Linked DNA regions of Mus musculus: region 2 is linked to region 1. A link is a contact called in ENCODE POLR2A ChIA-PET data. All regions are on one chromosome and are shown on one strand. The core of a region is the stretch at or near the end of the contact, and the rest is flanking DNA. Distances in the headings are between cores, read along the strand shown. Region 1 overlaps Fnip2 (folliculin interacting protein 2). Region 2 holds the start of Ppid (peptidylprolyl isomerase D (cyclophilin D)).

What was found. ChIA-PET counts read pairs that join two places held with the same protein, here RNA polymerase II (POLR2A).
Region 2: POLR2A ChIA-PET joins it to region 1 with 13 read pairs in embryonic stem cell. The contact joins the promoter of Ppid here to the enhancer-like site in region 1. POLR2A ChIA-PET finds 5 or more read pairs at or near these places in 4 of 5 experiments (Patski and embryonic stem cell).

The regions. Positions count from the first base shown.
Region 1 is chr3:79,528,431-79,535,037 of GRCm38, forward strand. The region is part of intron 1 of Fnip2 (folliculin interacting protein 2); the gene reads right to left. Among named protein-coding and RNA genes, the nearest start is that of Gm36442, 20 kb to the left of the region's middle. Within about 2 kb of position 3,446, at least 1 of the 3 ENCODE cell types and tissues checked has a DNase peak (open chromatin) inside an H3K27ac peak, as active enhancers do.
Region 2 is chr3:79,588,377-79,594,983 of GRCm38, forward strand. It overlaps Ppid (peptidylprolyl isomerase D (cyclophilin D)), which reads left to right and starts at 2,961. Exons shown (of 10, transcript NM_026352.4): 1 at 2,961-3,181; 2 at 5,234-5,374. The coding sequence starts at 3,097.

The DNA.
Region 1 (6,607 bases), core at 2,196-4,695:
TTGCATCAGTCACCTTCCATGGCCGGGGCCACTTATCTCCACAACAGTTCACTAAAGAAAACTCGTTAAGCCACGTCAGACAATCTGCAGCTTTTCCTTTTAAAATGGTTTTCACCCAACGGCTCCTCTCCCTGCTGTGCTGCTGATCACAGTGTGGTGTGGTTTGGCACTGGGGCTGGACGCTGGGCATGACCCAGGCACAGGACCAGCTCCACCTGAGTTCCTCCCAGCCCCCACGACGTATGGTTCAATTTCTTCTGAAGTCAAACTTGCAGATCTGAAACTGCAAAGCACAATTGGCTCTGAAGTGTTTACTTCAGTTCCTCTCCACTCCAATGACAAGACGAGGCCAGGCCACCCTTTCTCTTAGGTTTGAGAGAGTATTTCTCATATACAGCTGGCAAACATTCCCAAGATCCCTCGGGAACAATTCGATGGCTTCTCAGCGTTTTCAGGAAAAAAATGAAAAATTAAAAATCAGCAGCTTTGCTACAATCTACATTTAAAGAAAGAGGTTAGAAACAACTATTTGAAAACTATACCATATACCCTGCATACTGCAAATTTACCAGATTTCAATTGCGCTCTTAGGAAAGAATTCTTTATTAGCAAACCATGATTATGGAATTCTATGAACTAGGATGCACTTTCTGCACTGGGCTGCTGCAGTACTGGCAGTCCCGGGCCCAGTGCTACCTATGTATCCCACATGACTGTTGTACTCATTGGGTCTTTCCTTTTTCACATAATGGAAAAGCATGAAGGAGACAAAAGCAAGTAAATAAAAGGCCTCAGCTCATTAATATGCTCAACTAAGACCTGAAACAAACAATGTAAGGTGTGTAAGTGCAGAAAGTGAACTGTACATTTCTCTGACTGCCACACGACTTCAGCAAACAGTGAGCAATCTAGGGCCAGATCCCAACGGTGCAAGCTCTTGTCAATAATGTAAAACTACCACTGGGGTTAGTCAAGACTCTAAAATGAATTCTGCAAGCCAGAAAAATACAGTAAGTAACAAATATATGCATATAGATAGATAGATAAACACAGAGATAGATTTCCTTTTATTTATGTCTGTGTGGCACACACACACACACACACACTCCATAGCATCATCTGGAGGTCAGAAGACACTTTGTGGGGAGTCTGTGCTCTCCTTCTACTATGAGAGCTATAGACTGAACTCAGGCTGTGAAGATTCACAGCAAGCACCTTTATCTGCTGAGCCATCTTACCAGCCCACACATGCATTTTTAAGGTTGAAGGAAGGGGAACAGAGCAGATGAGGCAACTGGTTTTACCTGAAATGAATTCCAGCGAATTTCAAACACATTTTCCTGGGTGGGGCAAGACACTTGTGTTCTGGAGGCAACCCAAATTGCCCCTGGAAGAAACGAACTAGGCCACTGAACCACTGAGTTCCCCTGATCACTGAGTCAGACATGAAGACAGAAGATAGCACACTTGTGCTGTGGATGACACAGCCAACACGTGTCAATCAGACTAAAGCAGCTCACCACTGATGTGAGCAGAGTCCGGCTGGTGGAGAGAGGGAAGACATGTTCAACTGGCTGCTGACTGCTATGCTCCTCTGGATGGTACCAACAAAGCTGGTATCAACTGAGTGCAGCTAGAACATTCTGAATACACGTATGTTTCGACCATAAAGGCATTTTTACTGCACAAAACTCAAATACAGAAAATGTATCTTTAATCCTTTCAAGCACTAGGAACAAAAAATTTTAAAAAGTTAAAGGGGGGAAAAAAAACCAGGTTGCAAAGCATTCTGATATTTAAAGTATGTGAAAATTATTAAAGTCATAACAAAAGAAGTTTATTAAAAGTTTGAAAACCACTCACTCACACAAAGTTTTTTGGGTTTTGTTTTTGTTTTTTACAAATTTTAAAGAAATTGCCATGATCCAGGCTATTATCCTTTGTGGATGGCCACCCCAAATAACATCTTGGGGATTTGGAAATCTAGAAGAATAAAAAAACAGAAGGGAAAATGTCCTAATGATGCAGTTTTGAACTCCCAGAGAAGACTCTTTAAAACAACCTGAGCCTACCCCATAGCTCAGCAGTAGCATGCCGCAGTCAGCCCTGGGGCTGCCTCCCAGAGGTGGAGCTCCACTTCCCCACCACTCAACCCTTCTTTCCTGACAGGAGCAGGTAAGAGCACACGTATCACAGTGCCATCCTCAGGGTCCTCATGGTCCTCACCCTTCATGACCTTCATGACCTCTTGCTCTATGAACAGGTGCCTTTGGAAGAGCAGAGAGCATGTGAACCACTCTTGGGAAATGACCGTCGGAATTAAGTTCCACTACTAGAGAAGTTCTTCCAGAGTACATAAAGGGGCTGGGAGACATGGCTCTGTGGTTAAGAGCATTGGCTGCTCTTCCAGAGGGTCCAGGTTCAATTCCCAGAAGCTATGTGGTAGCTCAAAACCATCTTTAATTCCAGTTCTAGAAGATCTGACGTCCTCTGGCCTTCCTGGCACCAGGCATGTAAGTGGTGCACAGAAATACAAACAGACAAAACAACCTATACATATAAATAGAATAAATACATCTAAAAAGTATATAAAGTAACTAGAAAGAATATAACAGGTCCAACTGTGCTCCTTATGGCCAACCTCGCTATTCAAGTTAGTTTGTCATACACATCCTTTTCACAAAAGGCATTTTCCAGAGTCGAACCAGGTTCTCCCTCAGCAGCTGGCTTCAGCACTCCCACAAAGCAGGTCTCCAGTCCTTGCCTGTCCTCTGGTCCTCTGTGTGCTAAGTTAAAGCTCAGAGCTTTACCTTTTGCCTTATAAAGCTCAGCGTTCCAAAAGAGGACACAATCGATTCCACACAAGTTGGCCCCAGCAGAGGTAATGAACACTTAAGAAGTTAAGATAGTGACAGACTCCTAAGAGCCACTACAGATACCTGTGCCTACCTACATCTTTTCTACAGAGGAAAGGACTTGTTTCTACAAGTCACCAATAACTACATTTCTCCTACGTAAAGCATTCTTGAAAACATAATTCAAATCAATAAAGCTTCTTAGAGTCCCGTGTGGTTAGTATTTTCCAGACTGAAACAGAACTAAACATTCATACCTGTGGTTGAGCACTGTGGAATTTGTGTCGCGTCCTCCTCTGGCACATTTTGGAATCTTTGCACATACAAGTGTCTTGAAAATCCTCCCAGCACCACAAGTGGTATCGGTCAGACATCTGGCTGACTCCTGTTGGCCTACTGGCCAGTTTGTGCTGTCTGCTGTACCACCACACATCTCCTGAGGGCATAGATGCTCTTCAGTTGATCCTGACCAGCAGTGTGGACTAGCCCACTCTGTAAAGTTCCTTCATTATCTGAAGGATATGCCACGGTGACGAGCAGCAGCTCCAGACTAAAGACCATTTCCCTCCAAGCACAGCACGTGAGCCCAGCTACTACTAACTTCCTCTTTTGGGAGCTTAAAAAAAGGGATGTTCATTCATCATGCAAATGAAGCCCAGGATGACTTCTAGAAGCGGATGTGCTCTCAGTAAACCCATAATAAAGTAGACAAGTACAAATCTCTCCCTGCTTTTTCTCCGCCTGCACTCAAGTGCACTCAACAGGTCCAGCAGCTTGCACTGACTCACACCATCTGCATCTCGAGCTGAGTTTACAAGCAGCCCTGCCTTCACTAGTCACGAGCCCAGCTCATGTGGCTCTGGGTAAACCTTCAGCTGCAAGGTTGCTCTGACATTGGCCGCACCACCCTCTTAATGGTTCTCATGTGAGTAAGTATCAGCTGACAGCTTCTACTCCACAACCTTGCAAAACTCTGTCCACAGTGAGTGAAGGATGGCTACCCACAAGAGTCGAATGGAGATCTTAATATGTAGAAGGAGACGTGTGGGATGAGAAGCAGAGCTGGGGCACACTCTGGCCATGGTATGAGTGGGGATGGGGGAAAGTAATGATGATGAGAGGCAACTGATGGTAAAAAGCCTTCTAACTCTTGCATTTGAATTCCTGGGCTTATTCAAGCTGAGAAAGCCCTGAATTACCAGAGCCCTAGAACAGTGCTAGCTTCTGACATCAACATAGCTCACCTGGATATGGGAGTGTTAGGAGATAAATTTGAGCTGGTGATCCCCTAAACACAGGTCAAGGCTAGAAACCAACAGCAGAGTGATGATACCAATTCCTTTTGCCTGGAATTAGGTTGAAGAAAGTACTACTGGGTCCATCCCTAAGGTGAGGTGAACCATTGGCTGGCTCTATGGTCTTAGTCCTAAAAGTATCTTTATAAATTACCCACTAATTTAAGGTAAGGAAAACTAGGGATGCCAGGCCCAGACCTCAGTTGATTTAAGACATTTTACATGCCGTACATTGGACCGGAACCCGCCACCCTCCATGAACTTAAAAAAAAAAAAAAAAAAAAAAAAAAAAAAAAGACTTCCCAAGTTTCAGATTGCAACACACCTATGACAATGAATTTTCTTCTCTGTGGCAACTGCTAAACTGATGGTGTGAAGACAGACCTAGAGTAGGAGAGAACGAATTCCTTTTTGCACGAAGTTTTGACCCCCGGGCACAAACTGGCCATGGGTTCTTTTTTACCTTTCAACTGTCTAAAATAACTCAAAAAAAACAAAAACAAAAAAAAAACAAACAAACAGGGAACATCCAAATATTATGAAAATTAGTTCCAGTTTAAGGGACAGGACAGCTGGAGGACACAAATGGCCTACAGCATCTCCCAGTCATCTGATGCTCAGACCAAACTTGCAGAAGAAATGAGAGGGCAGGCGCAAGACTGACAGGACAATGCTTTAAATATGGCATAAACTGCAGGGGTAGGTGGGAAGTGCAGGTGGGAGGATGGCACACACCTTTAATCCTAGCACTGGGAGATGGGCAGATAGATCTCTGTGAGTTCAAGGCCAGCCTAGGCTACAAATCGAGTACAGGACAGCCAGGGTCTGTTACACAGAGAAACTCTGCCTCAAACAAGCAAACAACAAAAAGGGCTCAAATCCTGAATTCTATACAGATGTGTTAGAGAAATGCATCTCACTTTTTGTATAAAAAATGAATTTGGGGGCTGATTTGGTTTGGCTAGCATGCCTGAGGCCTGACATTTAGTCCCCAGCACCTCACAAACTGAGTGGTAAAGCACACCGGTCTCAGCACTAGGGATGCAGAGACCGTCTGAGAGCAGCCTGAGGTGCACGAGACTGCCTTTAAAAAATAGTAATAATAAAATAAATGATATTTTGGCTTAAAACTTCAATCTGGACTTAACTAGTATGTAAGGAAGGATCATAAAACACTTTTTTTTTTAAAGAGGGGAGGTATACTAAGATAGAACCCAGGGCTTTATACATGCTAGGCAAGTATTCTAACCATTGTACTATACCGCCAGCTGTCATGACATTCTTTTTCAACATTATACACATACTTAGTAGTTTAGCCACAAAACTGCTATTTCCAAAGTAATTCCAAATAATGTCATAAATATACCTATTTTATCCCTTATCCAAGATCCACACACATATAAATTAAAACAAGAATAACGGACAAAAAGAGGCATGCTCCCAGATGACATCTGGATAAGGATCTGACTGTACCTGGATGGGATTCTCTCAAACAGAAACTAAAGGAACCGCGCTCCTGAGAGCCAGTCCCTTACACAGTAACTGTCTGTCCCCACTGGGACTCTGCCATATGACCCAGGCCTCTGTCCTCTGAGTTCTTCTATAATAACTTTAAGCACACTTTAATACCTACTACATGCTTATTTTTCTATAGTATCCTGTAGGATGTTTAGGAGATTATAAACTCTTGGCATATGAAAAGTGGGCCTTGGGACTCTTCTTTGAACCACAGAGAGATTTCTACCTCTGGTATAGACACTTCTGAGTGGCTTAGCAAGCGTTCCACAGTTGCATTAAAGCTTTGATTCAAATCTACCTGCAACAAGCAGTATGTCTCTGTGGCAGGCTGATGTCTGGGATACTGCAACCTCCCCCTACCCCAAAGGTCCCACAGAGGCTTCGAGATCTTGTGGTCGTTCCAATCAATATAACTCACATCATATCTTATGAGAAAAGACATCAAAACTTACAAAAAAATGTGAAAGCAGTATTTCCTCTCTATGTTCCTTAATCTTTAATTCTGTAATTCAAAATCTGATGAAATAAATAGAATACAAAAAACACACTATCATACTTGACTTTGAAGTCTCTTTTCTACCCCAAATTGTCTCATATTTCAATACGTCTTCAAATTTCTGCAGTAAATGAAAGACAACTGTATCACCACAACCGTCCTTCTGAGAGATGAGAAGGCTCCCAGGGCAGACAGAGGTAAGAAAAGGTATACTGAGTCTCCTGAGCCCAGCACTGCTCTGTTTAAGTCATCTTCCTCCTGAAATGGAACAACCCGCTTACACAGGTCCTCACCCCGTGGCGTGTAATCGCACTGGGTACTCTACTCAAATGCTAAAACCACACATACCACAATTATCACCAGGTTTTTTTTTTTTTTTTTTTTTTGGTTTTTTCGAGACAGGGTTTCTCTGTGTACCCCTGGCTGTCCTGGAACTCACTCTG
Region 2 (6,607 bases), core at 1,711-4,210, 59 kb after region 1:
GCAATGAGAACTAAACAGAGACTGGGGCGGGATGTGTTAATATCACTATTCTGTGCTTAAGAAAAGCAGAAAGAACAAAATACGTATGGTAATGCCCTCAGACAGGGCCCCTCTGTCTAGGTGAAGCCAGATCCTCAGCCTTAGGAGACAGCTCTGCTCTGTCCTCGCTGAGATGTCAGAGCCCCAGTGACCTGCCTGAGCAAGCAGACAGTTGGCGGAGGCAGCAGGTTTGGAGAGGCTGGTCTTCTCAGTAGAGATCTGGTGTTCAGTAATTGCAGAGGCTGGATTCTTAGGGCCAAAGCTTTGGCCTCAGGGGTCAAGAGAGCTTGCTGCTCTTCCAAGAGGACTGGAGTTTGGCTCCTAGTACCTACATAAGCAGGATCACAACCACCTATAATGGTAGCTCAAGGGGAACCAATACCCTCTTCTGGTCCCTGTGGGTCTCTGAATTGACATACACAAACTCAGACACAAGCACATAATTAAAAAAAAAAGTTTGATTCTTCATTTGGTTTGGTTCTAGTAATACGAATTTCATAAAAAGCCACTTACTGTGGAAAAAATCCTAGGTAGCGGGAGAGTAACTTTTACATCAGTTTTCACACCCAGACACTTGTACAACAACAGAATCATCCTGTCCAGTTTCCTTCTTATGAGAATGGAGCCAGCATTCTCAGCTTGCCCCTAGCTTTTCTTCTCTCTCCTCCTTCTTGTGTTTCCTTTTAGGAGAGTTTTTCTACGCATTCCAGACTGCCCTCAGTGATTTCAAGTTAGTAGATTAGAACAACAGCAACGTGTGTGTGTGTGTGTGTGTGTGTATTGTCTGCATGTGTTTGTCTGGATGTGTGTATGAATGTAGAGGGCAGAGTTTGATATTGAGTATGGCAGGTCTCCATCTTATTTTTTGAGATAGGGTCTCTCCTTTAACTTCGAGCACATCGACTGGCCAATTTGCTCCAGGAATCATCTTCCTTAGCACTGGGACCACTGTGTGCCCACCCCACCCAGCCTTTGAGTGGGTGCCAGGGATCCGCCTGCATATTGAGTGAGACATCTTCTCAGACCCCTGAGCACACATTTTAATTAACTTTATCATTGTCATGTGCAAGACAAAATATAAATGACCAGTTTGCTGCCCGGACATGACCAGGATAGAAGATTCCAACTGCTTTGCTGATCTGAACTAATTACTTTCCTGTTGCTGTGATTAAATACCATGAACAAGGCAACTTACAGAAGAGCGAGCTTGTTTGGGTGTTTAGCTCCTGATACTCTTGCCTCTAGTGCGGAGATTATAGGTGCTGGGTACCAACTTGGGCTGGTTAATTTTTTTCCTGGGCTGGTTTATTTATTTATTTTTTAAAGGTAAGGTCTCGTTCTGTAGTACTGACTAACCTGGGACTATCCATCTTCCTGTTTCTACCTCATAAGTGCCACCTGGCCAGTCTTAACAATGTTTTACCTCCTTTTTTGTCTTTTTGGAGTGAGTGCCTCTTTACTTAGCCCAGGCTAACTTGAACTTTGGATTCTCCTGGCATGGAATCAACTACTGGCATAACAGGCCTATGCCAAAGCTACTCGTCCTAAATGTACTTTCTTATTCTTTTTTAAAAATTGCATATTTTCTTTATGTACACTTCAAAATGTTATCCCCTTTCCTGGCTTCTCACTCCCAGAAACTCCCTATCCCACCCCCTCCCCCTGCTTCTATGAGGGTGTTCCTCCACCCACCACTCACTCCCACCCTCAATTCCCCTACATTGGGGCATCTATCCAGCCTTCATAGGATCAAGAACCTCTCCTCCCATTGTTGCCTGACAAGGGCATTCTCTGCTATACATGTAGCCGGAGCTATGTGTACTCCTTGGTTGGTGGCTTAGTGCCTGAGAACTCTGTTGGTTGATATTGTTGTTCTTCCTATGGGGTTGCAAACCCCTTCAGCTCCTTCAATTCTTTCCTTAACTCCTCAATTGGGACCCCCAACCCCCTCAGTCCAATGGTTGACTGTGAGCATCCGCCTCTGTATTTGTAAGGCTCTGGCAGGGCCTCTATATACAGCTATATCAGGCTCCTGTCAGCAAGCATTTCTTGGCATCTACAATAGTGTCAGGATTTGGTGACTGTATATGGGATGAATCCTCAGGTGGGACAGTCTCTGGATGGCCACTTTTTAAATTCTTACTGGCATAGCTCAGGCTGGCCTGGAACTCACATAGATCGTCCTGCTTCTACCTCCTCAGTACTGAATAACCACATTCAACTTTAAGTTGTGTATTTTACACCAAGCCCATTAGAAAAAAAAAAAAAAGACAGACTATTATAGGATATCTAGTTTTAACAGAAGTCAAATAAATCCTCTTTTAGATTCTCAACATCAGCGCATTTGGAGCCTTTGCTTTAGACTGGGTCACTTACAACTTAACGGCCAAATGACAATAACATGGCAATAGTAACTGGACATCTGTTATTTATTAGAAGCCACATGTTTATGTCAGGCATTCTGATAAGTAATTTATGTCTTTAATTTCCAAAACGCCTTCCCTAGGTAGGTAGGCATTAAGAAAAAGAAGGCACCAATTAATTTATGTATGTGCGCTTCTGTGTGCATGCTACGACATACTCGTGGAGATCAGATGGCAACTGGGTGATAACATTCTTTCCTTTCACCTTACGGATCCTGGGGATCAGACTCAGGTCGTGCCGCCTAGCCACCATGTCTGCTCAGAGGAGGCATTTTTATCCCCATTTTACAGACGAGTAAACTAAGTTTCGTTGTAGTTACTGGCATTTCGTGGCAGAGTCGAGGCTAGGATGGTTTCCAAATTCTCCACCCAGCGATGCAGCAAACACCAGGGAACGGCGCACACACTAAAAAGAAACCGACGGCCACTACAGCCACCTAAAGAGAAGCATTAGGGGCCAGGCGCAGAAACCGGAAGGTGAAGGCGCCACCGGAAACCAGAGTACAGCTTCCGGCGGTGCGCAGGAAGTAACTCTTCCGCGCGTTGCCAGGTTATAACGTAGAGGGGCAGTAGAGTTTGCTCCGGTCTCGCGCACGAGGTGCTCGTGTCCCGCTGCCCAGTGCCCGCAGTGAAGATGTCCCACGCATCCCCGGCAGCCAAGCCCTCCAACTCCAAGAACCCGCGAGTCTTCTTTGACGTGGACATCGGCGGGGAGCGAGGTGAGCGGCGCGAACGGCTCAGCGGTTCCCTCGCCCGGGGCCTCCCTGCTGCGGTTCTCCTTGGCCCGCTGGCTGTTCGGCGGCTCGGGGCCTGGGATCCGGAGGGGGATAGCAGCCTAGGTCCCAGACGGAGCGAGCCCTGGCCTCCACGAGTCCAGATTGCGCCCTCTCCCTTCCGGTGGAAGTTTCTGGAAATTTCTACTTCTACTTTAGGGATCGTGGCGTCCCTATCGTTTGTCTCTTTTTGATCGCACTTCCCTGCAACCTTTGCATCACTACTTACTATAAAGTGAAATGATTTGACGAGTAGTGGTGGATAGTTCGGTATGCTTCCTGGATATGTGCCTGGGGGGCTCAAGACACGCCACGTGCCTCTTGGTACACGAACTACATTGGGAGCTACCAGATCATTTTCAAATTAGAGTGACTTTCGTGCTTAGTGCTTTTTCCTTATTACTGATTATAGTAGCAGTTTAAGTAGGCGATCGTTTGTGCTGTTTTGGCATCATGGAATTGAGCACTATGTCTGTATGGTTACCTAGGATTCAGAGCTAAGAAGCCCTAAGCCAGTGGCTTAACCGGTGGGTGGAGGAAACTCCTTGGAGGGTGGGTTGTTAAACGACCATTTCACCGAGTTGCATATCAGATATTTTCATTACTAATCGTAACAGTAGCAAACTTACAGTTATGATGAGGAACTATATTAAAGGGTGGAAGCATTAAGAAGGTTGAGAAACACTGTCATAAGCCCTCGTGTTGCTTTGTAACTCAATTGGGCTTTTCTGAAGCATGTTAGAGTTGTAGGCCAGACCTGCTGGGATGGGTACACACACGGGTATATATGCATTCACTTTGTTTTGTAACAGATTTTATTGTTAACTGTCTCTTGGATTCTTGAGAAGGGAACTGTTTCAGAGGTTACAAAAGGCAGTTTCCATAGAACACAGAGTGGACTATGTCTTCTGTTAGTTACTTAGCGATTAGAAATTCTGAGTGCAGGGCCCCTGAGATAGGTCAGCAGGTAAAGGTGTCTGCCACCAACCCTGAATCCCAGCGATTGTCCCATGATCTCCACACTACATGCCTCAGCCTCACACATAAAATAAAATTTTTTTAAAAATATTTTTTAAGGATTTATTTATGATTATATCTAAGTACACTGTAGCTGTCTTCAGATGCCTTCAGAAGAGGACATCAGATCTCATTTCAGATGGTTGTGAGCCACCATGTGGTTGCTGGGGTTTGAACTCAGGACCTTCGGAAGAGCAGTCAGTGCTCTTAACCACTGAGCCATCTCTCCAGCCCAGAATAAAAAAATTTAAAAGTCTGAATATTATTTAAGTGATTTAGGGTTTTAAATCCTTTGTACATTAAACCATGTTGTGCTTCCTAGGCAGCTAATCGCCTGGATGCTGTAATTAGTTATAATCTTGTGTTGTTTCAAGTTTAGATCTACGAAGCTTTCCTTAGACTAAATAGGAATCGTAGAAAAATGACAATGAGATGACAGTGACACGGATCTGACAGTTCCGTGTTTGGGCTTATTTTCAAGGGAGATGAAGTTTGTATGCATACCCGAGGCACTGCAGCGTTATTCACAGTAGCCAACACACACAGCACCAATCTAGTGTCTGTCAAAGCATGAGAACATACACCGTGCTGTATACACAGTAGAATATAACACTGGCCTTTAAAAGAGGGAAATCTTATTTATAACTTTGTAGTTAACTCTAGAGGATAGTATGGTGCATGAAATAACCTACAATAGGCTCTCACGTTTGTGGACTCTTTAAAAAGTTGAACTTAGAGAAGTAGCATGATAGGTACCATAGCCTGGGAAGATGGCAGTTAAAGGATGCACAATTTCATTTAAAGAGTGGTAAGCGCAGAAGATCTGTCCACAGCATTGTGACTCCAGTTAGTGACGTGGTTAAAGAGAACTGAATGACACGTTGGATGAGGTGTTAGCCACTGGTTGTGTAATTCGTTATCTCCGTTTGGTTTGCCTGTTCAGTTTGCACACTGACAAGATGTCCTTTTCTTTTCCTTCAGTTGGCCGAATTGTTTTAGAATTGTTTGCAGATATTGTTCCCAAAACTGCAGAAAATTTTCGTGCGTTGTGTACAGGAGAAAAAGGAACTGGGTCCACGACCGGGAAGCCTCTCCATTTTAAAGGATGCCCTTTCCACCGAAGTACGTATACAAACTTCCTCTGTCCAAATAGCTTGATATGTATATTAGTCCTGCTCTTAAGAAGGGACGGCGAGTGTTAATTTCTTTTTTTCTTTTTTTGAGACAGGGTTTCTCTGTAGCCCTGGCTGTCCTGGAACTCACTTTGTCCACCAGGCTGGGATTAAACTCAGAAGTCCGCCTGCCTCTGCCCCCCAAGTACTGGGGTTAAAGGCGTGGGCCACCACGCCCAGCTCAGAGTGTTAATTTCTTGAAGGATACTTAGACAAAGTGGTAGCTCAGTGTCATAAGGGCTTGGTGGTATGCCGTAGGATTGATGGTCGGAGTGGACTATAGTTTATCTCATATCATCTGTCTTGTAACTCTCTTCTTCAAACCATTTCATTGGTAAAGAAAAGGCATGGCAGATAAATAAGCTGATTTTAGGTCATTTGACAGGCTGGGCAGAATGTTTGAGAAGTATTTGACATTTGGTGTCCAGAACACCTTGGTAATGTGTGATTAAACTATTACTTCATACAAATTACTTGTCTGCTATCCTAGGGGTCTGTGGGCTCAGCGGAGCTCGGGAGCCACACACACTCACCATTCTGTTTTCTCAGCTAATGACAGTCTAAGTAAGCACAGTAAATATGTCTGAATAAACAAGTACGTGACAGTGTCAGCAACTTTCCTGTATTGCAGGGGAGTGAACCCAGGGTGTCACTATACCCTGATTTACACACCTAGTCCGCTGGTTCGGTTTTCTTAAAAATACTGTTAAGAAAAATGAGCCAAGTGTTGATTGTGCACACCTTTAATCCTGGCACTCAGAAGGCAGAGGCAGATGGATCTCTTGAGTTCCAAGACAGCCAGGACTGTTACACAGAGAAACCCTGTTTTGAAAAACACCAAAAAAAAAAAAAAAAAGAGAGAGAGAGAGAGAGAAATATGAGCACTGATTTTTAAAATGTTTTAAACTTGACTTCACTTTTGTATTTAATAATGTATAAATGTATGCTCACAAAAATGTATCTAGAAAAGTTAACATGGGAAGGGAGGGAAGGGAAGATGATATTTAAGGAATTCATTGTTGGAGAAGACAAGATTATTACATGTAATAAAATGGAAGTAGAGTTAGTGTAACGTCTTTCGGTAACACTTATACAGAGATAAAGGGAAGCTACCTTTGACTTAAATCAGAGAGTTAATTTTTTGAGAGTTGGTGGGGAGTCACTAATGAGTATGTTGGAGTTA